2 separate regions of the Homo sapiens genome follow, and region 1 is linked to region 2. The links are chromatin contacts, found by Hi-C or POLR2A ChIA-PET in ENCODE. All regions are on one chromosome and are shown on one strand. The core of a region is the stretch at or near the end of the contact, and the rest is flanking DNA. Distances in the headings are between cores, read along the strand shown.

The links. A loop is a pair of places that touch in the nucleus more often than their neighbours do. ChIA-PET counts read pairs that join two places held with the same protein, here RNA polymerase II (POLR2A). Pooled maps may share reads with other maps.
Region 1: a map of gastrocnemius medialis shows a loop between it and region 2 (2.4-fold over the local background). The contact joins two enhancer-like sites. A Hi-C loop is called at or near these places in 3 of 168 maps with a recorded cell type or tissue (IMR-90 and gastrocnemius medialis) and 9 of 50 pooled maps. POLR2A ChIA-PET finds 5 or more read pairs at or near these places in 3 of 52 experiments (A673, B cell and activated naive CD4-positive, alpha-beta T cell).

The regions. Positions count from the first base shown.
Region 1 is chr3:10,375,932-10,381,635 of GRCh38, forward strand. ATP2B2 (ATPase plasma membrane Ca2+ transporting 2) reads right to left here. Exons shown (of 23, transcript NM_001001331.4): 9 at 3,312-3,353; 10 at 2,321-2,479. Among named protein-coding and RNA genes, the nearest start is that of MIR885, 16 kb to the right of the region's middle. Within about 2 kb of position 1,305, at least 5 of the 41 ENCODE cell types and tissues checked have a DNase peak (open chromatin) inside an H3K27ac peak, as active enhancers do; they include gastrocnemius medialis, where a contact is called at or near this core.
Region 2 is chr3:10,435,760-10,441,361 of GRCh38, forward strand. The region is part of intron 2 of ATP2B2 (ATPase plasma membrane Ca2+ transporting 2); the gene reads right to left. Among named protein-coding and RNA genes, the nearest start is that of MIR885, 44 kb to the left of the region's middle. Within about 2 kb of position 1,677, at least 6 of the 41 ENCODE cell types and tissues checked have a DNase peak (open chromatin) inside an H3K27ac peak, as active enhancers do; they include gastrocnemius medialis, where a contact is called at or near this core.

The sequences.
Region 1 (5,704 bases), core at 55-2,554, 60 kb before region 2:
AGTATGTGCTCGACACATAGTAGGTGCTCAAGAGATGTGTGCCGAGTGACTGTGTGAATAAAGGAGGAATGGTTTGCATTGAGCTTTCACACAATAATGACGTGAAGTTGGTATCATTTATTTATTCATTTATTCGACAAATACCTTTTGAGCACCTATGACACGCCAGGCACATCTTAGTTCCTAGTTTGGGAACTAGGACACAGCAGTAAAGAAGACAAGAGTTCCTGCCCTTGAGGAGCAGACATTCTAGAGGAGGAGGAAGACAAGAAACAAAAAAACGAATACATGAACAAGACAGTTTCAGATATGGTGACACATTGTGAAGAAAAAGGCCAGGATGATGTGATAGAAAGTGACATGGGGGACAGGGGTAGGGAGTGGTTACTTTAGCTAGGGTGGCCAGGGAAGGCTTCTTGGAGGAGGTGGTATTTGAGCAGACACCAGTCGCATGGTGACCTAGGGAAGAACATTCCATGTAGAGGAAACAGCAGGTGGCTTTTTTTTGGATGAGGAAACTGAGGCTCAGATAGGGGAAGTGACTTGCTTGCAGCCACAGGCAAGAGAAATGCTGTAACGGTAGGAACGCAGCTGGGGACCCATCCTGATCCCCTGGGGCTTCCTCTTCAGTTTAGCATGCCCATCCCCCATCTGCTACAGGTGCTACTGCAGGTGCTGCGGAGACTGCTCACACCCGCAGACTCTGACAGAGGAAGAGCCTGCTCAGGTGACTGGGTCCCCTTGTTGGGAAGTGCCTGGGAATGCACTCCCATCTTAACCTGATGGCCAACATCCAGTGGCTGACGTGTTAGTCCCAAAGCCCAGCCATCTGCTTTGAGGTAGGACAGACCCTAGAGTTCTGGGCAGCCATGGACTTTATCCTGAAGACAGTGGGAGTCACGGAGGAGGTTTGAGCAGAGGAGGGCAGGATGGATTTGGGTTGCTCCAGAGCTCCCATGGGATCGGGAGAGGCTGGGAGTTCTCTGGAAATCTCAGCTGCCCCCGGCTTCTTCCCTAGCGTGGACCTGTGCCCCTTGCAGGTCTCACCTGAGAGCACCCTGTCAATAGATCCCCTGCCTACCCATCTCAGGGAATTCAGCCAAAGAGAGAGGCAGAGATGGGCTGTGAACCCAGGAGTGCTTGACTGTGAACTCCATTCTTGGCAGGGCCGAGGTGCAGGAGGGAGAGGAGTGAGGACTTTGAAGGCCATGGGGTTGTTCTCATCGCTTCGTTCCCGGCCCTGTCAGTGCCATGTTTCCATAGAGTCTTCTGCCTGTGGCGGTGGCGATGGCGGTATAGAGGATAGAGGAAATCCCTGGGCCCATAGCTCTCCACCCCCACCTCCAGCTGCGGAGCCTCAGAGCCGGCTCCATCCCTGTCTGACAGTCGGAGGGGCTGGAAGCCAAGCTCCCAGCTAGCCGGGAGCTGTCACCAGGCCCCCAAGTTTAAATTTAGACAGCCAAGCCTGTAATCTGCTTCCCTTCCCCATGCTGTGGTGTCTATAATTAGAGCTGGGGAGACAGCCACAAAGGATCGAGCAGCCAGGTGGGAAGGCCTTGGCATTTGCTACCTCCTTACCCGGGAGGGGAAGCCTAGGCCGTGCCAGAGGGTCGGGGGCTCACTTTGCAGCTGGGCCAGCGGGGCTGTCACCAGCCATCACCTGCAGTTACCACTTTAGTTGGGATGCCCAGTTTGTTGTGCGGGGGCTCAGACCATGGGTTTCTCCCTGGGCTCTTGGCAATGTCCTTCAACCTCTTCAGTTTTTCCTCTGCACTGTGGCCAGGGTGGTCATGATAAAGCCCAAACCCATTCTTGTCTTCCTCTGCTCAAGTCTCTTCCATGGCTCCCACTGTCCTCAGGATAAAGTCTGTGTTGCTTGGAACTTCAGGCCCTGCACCCTCTCCAGCTGCTGCACCTGCCAAGTGCTAATGCTTTGTATGCAGAGTCTCCTTTAACTCCCACAGCAGTCTGTGAAGTGGGGACAACTATTATCCTCATTTTACAGATGAGGATACAGAGGCTCAGAGCTAGAAGTTACTTTCCCAAGTTCTCACAGCCATTGCCGGACAAGAAGGCAGGCCGTCTGCTACCAGAGCCTTGGATTTGCTCGAGCTTCACTCTTCTGTATCACTGAGTGCTAATGGAGTGCCTTCTGTACACAGGACTCAGACTGGGTGCTGTGGTAGAGAAAGGTGGGCTTCAGGCACTCATTCAAGCCCCCCACTTTGCAGATGAGGTAACTGAGGCCGAGCATGGGGCAGGGCTCTGCCTGGGGTCCCCCTGTGAGCCCTGTCCCCTGCCTCCCACCTGCTGCACTCACCCGCCTTCCCGATCTGCACAGCCAGCTTGGTGAGCTTGCCCTGCAGCACGGACTTCTCCTTCTTGTGCATGCTGGCCTTCTTCCTGTCGTCAGCGTCGCCGCCCTCGGCACTCTTGAGGGGCTGCATCTCCATGGCGGCTGCCCCGTCCTGTTGTTTGGCTGCAGGGGGCAGATCACGCACGTGCATACACACAGACACATAGACACACATGCAGGTCAGCCCACAGGGTGGAGACGCTGGCACCCACCCCTGCCTGCCCAGGGTAGGTGCTGACTGCCTGGACTGAGCCCCGCATGGCTGGTGCAGAAGTCCTGTGATGGGGGCCTGCCTCTTCCAGCCGGAGCTATGGATCCCAGTGGTACTCGCTGCCTCAGACCTGGAATCTGGGACACAGCAGGGACTGATGCTGTTACCCTGGATCCCCCTCTCGGCCTGAACAAGCCTGTGAGTCCTACCCTAGGTGGTCCCTTGTCCTTTCCCACATTCAGACAAGACAGACAGGCTTGGGCTCTACCCAGCTGGTCCTTGGGACCTGTTGTGGGATATTAAGTAGCCACTCGACAGGAGGGACAAAAAAGGAGGCTTAGAACGTAAAAGAGGGCAGCCATGGGAGCCAAGTCACTATCCCAGTTGGCGTGGCCTCTTCATGCAGGATGGACTGGAGGGCCCGTGACCCTTTTGGACAGAGACTGAGCCAAACTCCCTACCCCTCAACCTCTAAGGATCTCAAAGTCTTCAGCTGAATGGGGCGCAGAGTTCAAAGGCTAGGGAGATGCTGGCCCATGGGTATCCCCCTCCTCACCGGTGGACACCTCTTTATTTGGCCTGGCACCATGCAAATCACAGCTACACCCCCAAGGTCGTCAGACACCTGTAGGAGTGGATGTGTCTGCCTCTGGCCCTTGCCAGTCTCTGTCTCTGGTGTGACTGTCAGAGCCGGTGGGGAGGGGCCTCAGGGACGACAAACGCCGGTTAAAACAAAAGGGTTACCTTTGCTCTGGCTGGCGTCCACATTGCCATCCTGCATTTTACCTACACGACAAAGAATTTTAACAGACAACAGAGAACAGACAACACATGGTCGGTCATCACGAAGACGCAACAGGCCACAGACATTAATGTCACAGATGAAGGGCGGGCCGTGCTGACTGCATCCCTCTGTGTGGGGATACGGGTTGGGGAGGGCCCTGAAGCAGGAGCAGGCCTGGCCGCACCTTAGCTGTGGGGCCTGCCAGCCGGGCAACTCTTGATTCTCCAGGGGACTCAGGAGGGAGGTTTCTGCTGGAATACTTTTGGCCTTGAGCGTGTTACAGATCAAAGGGAAGTATCAGAGGGTGCAGGGGATTAGAGTCTGCTGGAGGAGGCAGCAGAGAAGCACTCAGGCCCCCACACCAAGCTTTTTGTGACCGATTTGGTGTTTTCTGGGTTGAGAGAAGGCAAAGGGAAGCTTGTTCAGTTACGTCCTTTTCATTTTCCCACAAAAGAAAACATGCAGTAGAGAGAGGGGAGAGGGGGAGAGAGAGAGAAAGAGAGACAGAGAGAGAGGAGAGAGTGTTTCTAGAATGGAGAGGAGTTTGGACAAGGCACTGAGGTCAATGTGTTCCTTAGTTTTGGCCTTCAAGAGGGATGATCTTTCTCCTTCACACTCTGAAGAGTGTGAAGCCACCCAAGGATGACCCCTTGCCCAATGCCCCTGAGAGTGACCAGAACAAAGAGTGATCAGGGGTCCCCATGGTGGTATACGAGGGACCTCAAGTGTGGCCGGGTTCTTGATGAAGTGCTCTGGTCCCCAATGGGGGTGCTGACCCCTTGGTAGGGGTATGGCTCAGGCTACAGCAGCAGGCTAAGTAGTGTCCGTGGGCATCCCCTTCCATACCAGGGCCTGGTGCTGCATCTGGCTGCCCCCCACCGACTCATCAGAGCTGCCTGGGAGGCCCCCACTCCAGCCTTGGCCAGGAGCTTGTGGGCTGGGTGTGCAATGTGGGCAATGGAGGCCTCTGTCTCTTGCCTAGCACACCTGCCTTCGCCAGCACCCTCCCATCTACTGGGCCTGCACGCTCACCCAGAGCTCTGCCTGCTCTGCCAACAGGCCTCGCCCCCTTGGGAGGGGTCTGAGAAGGTTGGCCACCCTTGGATGATGGCTGCAATGGTGATTCTCACAGCTCACATTCCAGGACAGTCCACCACCATGTGCTGGGCACACACATAAGCTCTGAGATTCCATCTAATCCTCGCCACAGCCTCACCTATGAAGGGTGTGCTTGTATTATACCCATTTATGGATGAGAAACTGAGGCTCAGAGAGGGAGATGAGCTGCTTGGGTCTCAATGGGTAAATGGAGAGCTGGCCCCAAAGTGCGTGCCTACTTCCGTCCTGCCATTGCTTCTCCAGAAGCTGCCGTCAGGGAGACCATGGACACCCCTCAGCCCCTCTGAGCCCAGGGGAGGGAAGTTGAGGTGGCACTGCTGCGACAGGGTTCCTGAAGTCTTCATTTCACCACCAACTAGCTGCTGGCTTTCTATCTCCCAATCTCATCAAGCTTCCACTTTCATAAAACAGGATGAGACATTCACCTCCCAGAGTGTCCCAGTTACCTTCATCATAATCACTTGCACGGTTCAGCCTTTTGCAGTTTCAAAGGGCTTTTGCAAGTGTCATCTCTTGTCAGTCTTCCCAGTATCCCTGCAAGGTGGGGCAGGAGGGATTTTCATCACTCTCATTTTATAGATGGGGAAACTGAGGCCAAGGGAAGTTCAGAGGCAGCCTGAATTTAGGAGCATCCTCGGAATAGCCCCATGGCTGCAGGATTAGTTCATCACTGTCACTGTGCCCACTTTCTGGGTGACTCAGAGGGGAGAAGTGGCTTCCCCGAACCTCGCCCAGCACTGTCTGTTCAAGGGTAAGTGCAGAGCTGTCCCCATGGCCTCCCATGGCAAAGGATCAGTTGCCCATCCTGGGCTTTAAAGTGAAAGACCCCCTGTGTCTCTACTGTAAAATTCTTTCTACTGGATTAAAAAACACAAGAGAAAAAAGCTTTTTAGAGTAAGCAGGAATGAATAACAACAATTATTTTTATTTTCTAAAATAATTTTACTGACTGGGCTCAGGGGCACCAGGGGACTCCACTTCAATAGTTGGTTTTAGAAGGCTCAAAGGGGCCTTTATTTGCATTGCATATTATCAGATGCAATAGCCGGTGTGTGCACTCATTAAGCCCAGCTAGCACTTTCCTCTTTTATTTCCAGAGTGAACACGTGATCAGAAAAATAATCACCAATGCATATGCTGGAGGAAGGGAAGGATGTTCTGGGAGTGCTGAGGCACAGATGGCCTGGTTTCTCAGAAGCGAGGGACTTATTTGGGGCTCTCCTGGCCAAACTGG
Region 2 (5,602 bases), core at 427-2,926:
CCTGGCTGGGTCCTTCAGTTCACTGTTCTCAGAATTGAGCCCTGGAGCCTTTTTAAAAGACTCTGGGACTTCAAGCACTATGAATTTAAAAAAGAAATAAAAAAGATATTATAAAAGAAAAAACTACAGCTTAAAGAAATTATCAAGAAGAGAAGCAAAGGCCTGTGTTGAGTTTTGGCTGTCCAGTGGCATTCTGCTTTCCTTTAGGGGATTTGGTCTCCCCAACTGGGAAGAGTCTTGGTGACGATCAGTCAAAGTGTCCCCACCTTCCTGGCCTAAGCGTGGGCATGTGATCAAGCTAGGCCAATCACCTCCCAGGGATGCTGTCTCCTGGGACGTAGAATCAGTGATTTGCTGGTGCCAGCTCACACTTGCTTGTGAGAGCTGATGGCTAAAATTTCAGGTATTTTGTGAGCTGGTTGTTAATTATAGCCATCATTAGAAATCAATTATATAAACCTACAATTATATAAATTATATTTTAAAAGGCAACAAATACCCCAAACTTATCACCTCCTAATTATTTTACTACATTTCACTATTATCTATTCTCTCTAGTAGACAGTCTATTGTATCTGCATGGTAGAAATACCGTATAATGGTGTGCGGCTGCGCCTCTCGTCCCAACTCTGTGTTTAATGATGTCACGTGGGTAACGTGGTGGTATTTACACCAAGGAAATCAGCACCCACTGCAAAAGAGGATTCCCTCGCAACTAGAGAGCTGGGGTTAACATTCACCAGCACAGGCTGCTTTGGAATCCTGAGCTATACAAGGACCAAAAGAAGCTTTTGTAGTGGATTTTTCCCAACCTGCAGTTCCCCAAAGGGACATTTACTTAGTGAGTCGTGCCACTGATCCCTGCATGTCCCCGTTTCCTTCTGGAAAATTGAGCTGGGTTTTCCAGCCTTTGCTCCAACTTGGAGAGCCCACTCCTAAGCTGCCCTCTTGCCTCCACTATGCTGCCCAGTCAGCTTCTGTTGTTTACGACCGACGTGCCTTAGTGGAGCGACATCGGCACACAGGCAGAAACAGGCTGAGGAAAGAACCATCACCCCAGTCTCACCCTTCAGCCACAACATGGGGTACATTCTAGATGTTTCCTGCCAGCCCCTTTCCCCTTGCATCTGTCTTCGTGGAGGTGTTGCCATTGTCAGGACATACGATGCTAAACCCACTTTTTCAACATCACATTATTTCTTGAGCCTCATCCACGTGGCTTTGCATTCTCTGTAACAATCTTTTTCCATAATGTCCCAAAGGCACGTGGAGAAGCTAAAAGGTACTTAGTTACTTTCCTAATGTGGGGCACTTAGGAATTACTTGTCTTCTTTTCCCCTTTAGTGTCACATAGAGACGTGGTTGAAAAATCTGGGACTGTGGATTGGGAGACCTGAGTTCTCATTTAGTTTTGTGCCAGATGGCTGTGTGAGGCTGCGCAAGATGCCTCCCTCTCTGGGCCTCAGCTTCTTAACCTATATAATGATGATGATGATAATGATAATAGTAATAGTAATAATAATAATGATGATGGTCTCCACTTCCAGGGGTTTCCTGGGCAGTGCTAAGTGTGTTGACTCACATCAGCTCATTTATTACTTCTCACAGCCCAGGAATAAGAATGATTTCACAGACTGAGTAAACAGATTCTGAGAGGTGATGTCATTTCCTCAGCACAACATAGCTAGTGGGTGGCAAAGCTGGGGTTCAGACCCAGGATGTCTGCCTCTTAACTCTCTCACCACACTGCCACTTCCTAACGCCCACTTCTTAACGCCCACTGAGCATCGGGCTTGGGGGACAGACACATCAGTACAGCAGTGAGCGTGTCCCTCATTACAGTCCGCTTGCTGTCCTGTTCATGTCCCCACTTTACAGAAGCGAAAGCTTCAGTTCTGAGGACTGAAGTGGTTTTCCCATGTCAGAGTGTTCTGGGCTGAATCATGCTCCCCCAAATCCATATGTTGAAGTCCTAACCCTCAGTACCTTAAAATTGTGGTGGTATTTGGAGATAGAGTCATTGTAGAGATAGGGACACTGCAGATACTAAATTAAGATGAGGCCATTAGGGTGGGCCTAATCCATGCTATGATTGACACCCGTATACAAAGAGGAAATTTGGGCAGAGAGACAGATATGCATAGTGGGAAGATAATGTGAACAGACACTGGGAGAAGATGGCCATCTACAAGCCTCCAGAACTGTGAGAGAATGAATTTCTGTCATTTAAGCCACTCAGTCTGTGGTCTTTGGATGGCGTGGCTGAGCTGAGGCTCTGCAGGGAGCCAGGAGGTTGCAGGGGAGAGCAGGGAGGGGGGTGGCGGGTGTCTCTGCCCCCTGGCCCATACCCACTGTGTGCTGGGCAAGTCCCTTCTCTCCTGGGTCTCAGTCTCCCCATGTGCACCCTGGGATTACTGAATCAGATGGTCCTTGAAGGCCCTTCCAGACCTGTTGTCTCATGGGTCCATGAGTCTCTCAGGCTCCTATTCCAGCTGCTCTGACCCCACTGAGCTGGGGTGTGCTGAAGGGGGAGGCCCCAGGGAACACTCCATTCTGCTGTTCTTTCCAGCAGAGCTTTCCCAAGGGCTCACCCAACAGCCTGCCCTCCTCAGTGTGGGCCGTTTCTCCTTCGTCCTACTTCCTGGCGACTGCTCTGTCCAACTGCCTGCCAATCCAGTGTCAGATACTCTCATCACACTGTACCTGCATGTGACACTCTCCTCCGACCTCTGACATCTTCTTTGCCTGCTGCCTGCTCTCTCCCTTTGGGGTGGAGGCTAGGGCAGGTGGGTCCTAGGGAGCCATCGGCTGAGGCACTAATTTCCACTGACTATAAATAACTCTGGGTCTGAAACCACAGCAGGGGCCTGGATTGCACCAGGAGGAGTAAGATAATCGTTGTGGGGTGAGGAGGGCCTGTATAAATAACTTACCCGCCCTGTCTGGGCCTCTCGGATGACAGGCAGGCCTGGAGGCAGAGGATCTCTCCAGCTGAACTCGAGGCGTTTGTGGGACCCAGGCTGGGTGGATGACTCAGGTCCTACTAGCATTCGAGACGGCCCGCCTGCAGTTATACAGCAACATTTCTCACCCCTTAGGCCCGTGTGACAGATGAGGAAACTGAGACCCAGGGAGGAGAAGTAATTGGAAACTGGGGTCTAGGCCCCTGGGCTTCTGGGAGCTAGAGAACTGTTGCCAGGGATGCCCAAATTCTGGTCCCCCGCTAAACCCGACCTTTGGGAGCCAGCGTGGGAGGGCCCTGAAGCTGCTTGGTAGAAAAGGACTGCTGGGCCAAGGCCTGGGGCAAAGGGCCAAGGGCCAAGGGCACTGCCCTGGCCTGGGCACTGATGGGCCAAGGTTTTGAGGTCACGAATTTTCAAGTGAAGAGAGGCCTGGAGTCTGGCTGTGAGTCAGCCACCCTTTGACCCATCTGATGTCTACAGAATGGGGGCATCAAGGCAGACAGTTTCACAGTAGTAGAATGTCTGAGCCTGGACAAGCCTCAGAGACTACTAGACCAACCTTCTTTATTTTCCAGATGGGGAGGCTGAGGCATGGAACAGGGTGGAGGGAGCTTGGAGAGGGTCTCAGTCGATAAGGGCCAAAGTCAGGCTGGTCTCCGCCCCTGCCCAGCATGGGTGGACTGAGCACCCTTTTCCTGCACAGTCACATGCATCCCCTTGGGGCCCCCGCAAAGACCAACTTCGCCTAAGACCCCTGGGCCAGGCACATTGTGTGTTCTCTCATTTAATCCACAGTCAGTGTGGCCCCTGGAAGCCAGACAGTGTCTGCTCCATTTCACAGATTTAACAAATGATGCATTAAGAACTTATGTGATCTGTGCCCCAACCCAGGCTTTTGGATACTCTAGTTTAGCATTTTTCTCCAGTATCAGAGGTTTTCAATTTTTTTTTCTTTTTTTCAACACTTTGTTAAAAAACCAAAGTCTTCAAAGCATTTAAAAAGGAGTATCAGGCCGGGCACAGTGGCTCATGCCTGTAATCCCAGCACTTTGGAAGGCTGAGGCAGGAGGTTCGCTTAAGGCCAGGAGTTCAAGACCAGCTTGGTTCACTGCAATCTTTGCCTCCCGGGTTCAAGTGATTCTTGTGCCTAGCCTCCTGAATAGCTGGGATTACAAGCGTGTACCACCACACCCGGCTAATTTTTGAAACCCTGTTTCTACAAAAAAAAAAATTACCTGGGCATGGTGGCACATGCCTGTAGTCCCAGCTACTTGGGAAGCTGAGGTGGGAGGATCACTGAGCCCAGGAGGTCGAGGCTGCAGTGACCTGTGATCGTGCCACCGCACTCCAGCCTGGGCAACAGAGTGAGACTCTATCTAAAAAAAAAAAAAAAAAAAAAAAAAAAAAAGGAGTGTCTCTGTCTCTGGTTCATGGTGGTGGGTGAGAAGCCCCAGAGTCCCATCCATTCAGCATCCCCTTGTCCTGTAGGGCACTTCTGTGGAACCTCAAGGCACTGGGGAACCCAGTGTGAGAACCATTTCCCCAACCTTCGGTTTCCCTGCATTCAGTGAATTCACTGGCTCTCCATGCACCTGGAGAAGGCTGTACTCAGGGCCTCATCTTATGGAGCTGGAGGCCCATTTCACACTCACAGGGACATAAACACTATTATCCAACCTGACAGTCTACATACACAGCATGAACAAACAGACTAAAAACCAGAGTCTACAAAAATGAATCTGTAGTTCATGGGCTGGAGTCCTCTGTGCTTTGCGATCTGTTCTAGGCTCCAGGCACAGCGAATTCCTCACTGTTCCCTGTACACATCCTGGTTGTCATCACAGGGCCTTTGCTCACGCCCCATTAACTGCGTGTGCTTCCCTCCCCATCTTTGCACACTCAATTCTGCCCTGTCCTTTCAGGCCTCACTCAGAGGAAGCTACTCCTGATTTTGTCCCCAATCAGGTGGGGATCACTCCTCCTTCATCAACCTTTAGAACATTTCCTCTTGCAGTAGTTATTTTTGTCAATAGAAAGCAGCAGACCGAGGAGGTCATGTGTGCACATTTGGGAGCCAGACAGTGTAGGCACCAATCCTGGCCAGGTCACTTGTTAGACGTGGTGCTCTGAGCCTCAATTTCCTCATCTGTAAGCTGGGATGATGACAGTTCCTGTTTCACAGGGGTGATGTGAAGATTATAGGAGAAAATGCCGTGAAGCCTCAGCAGGGAGCCTGGCTGCTGTTAGTGTTCAATGCATGTTAATTATTCTCTAGTATCACAGCTATAACTAGCATCGTGGCTAGTAACTAGTAGCACAGCTAGACTGGGACAGTCTTAAGGCGGGAGCAGTTTACAATCCACCTTTGCACCTCCCTTTCCTGGGAATCTATAGGGAGCTTTGGAGAGTAAGGGGATCTGGAAGGGGTTCCTCCTTCCTCCCCCTGGCTACACTGAGGCCTTGGCTTCCTGCCCTTGGCTGCCATCTTTCCTATTGATTCCTGCCTGCCTCTGTGCCCCTGGAGTTGTTTCCTGTCTTTTTGTTTTTTTTGAGACAGAGTCTCACTCTGTCACCCAGGCTGATCTCGGCTCACTGCAACCTCTGCCTCCCGGGTTCAAGTGATTCTTGTGTCTCAGCCT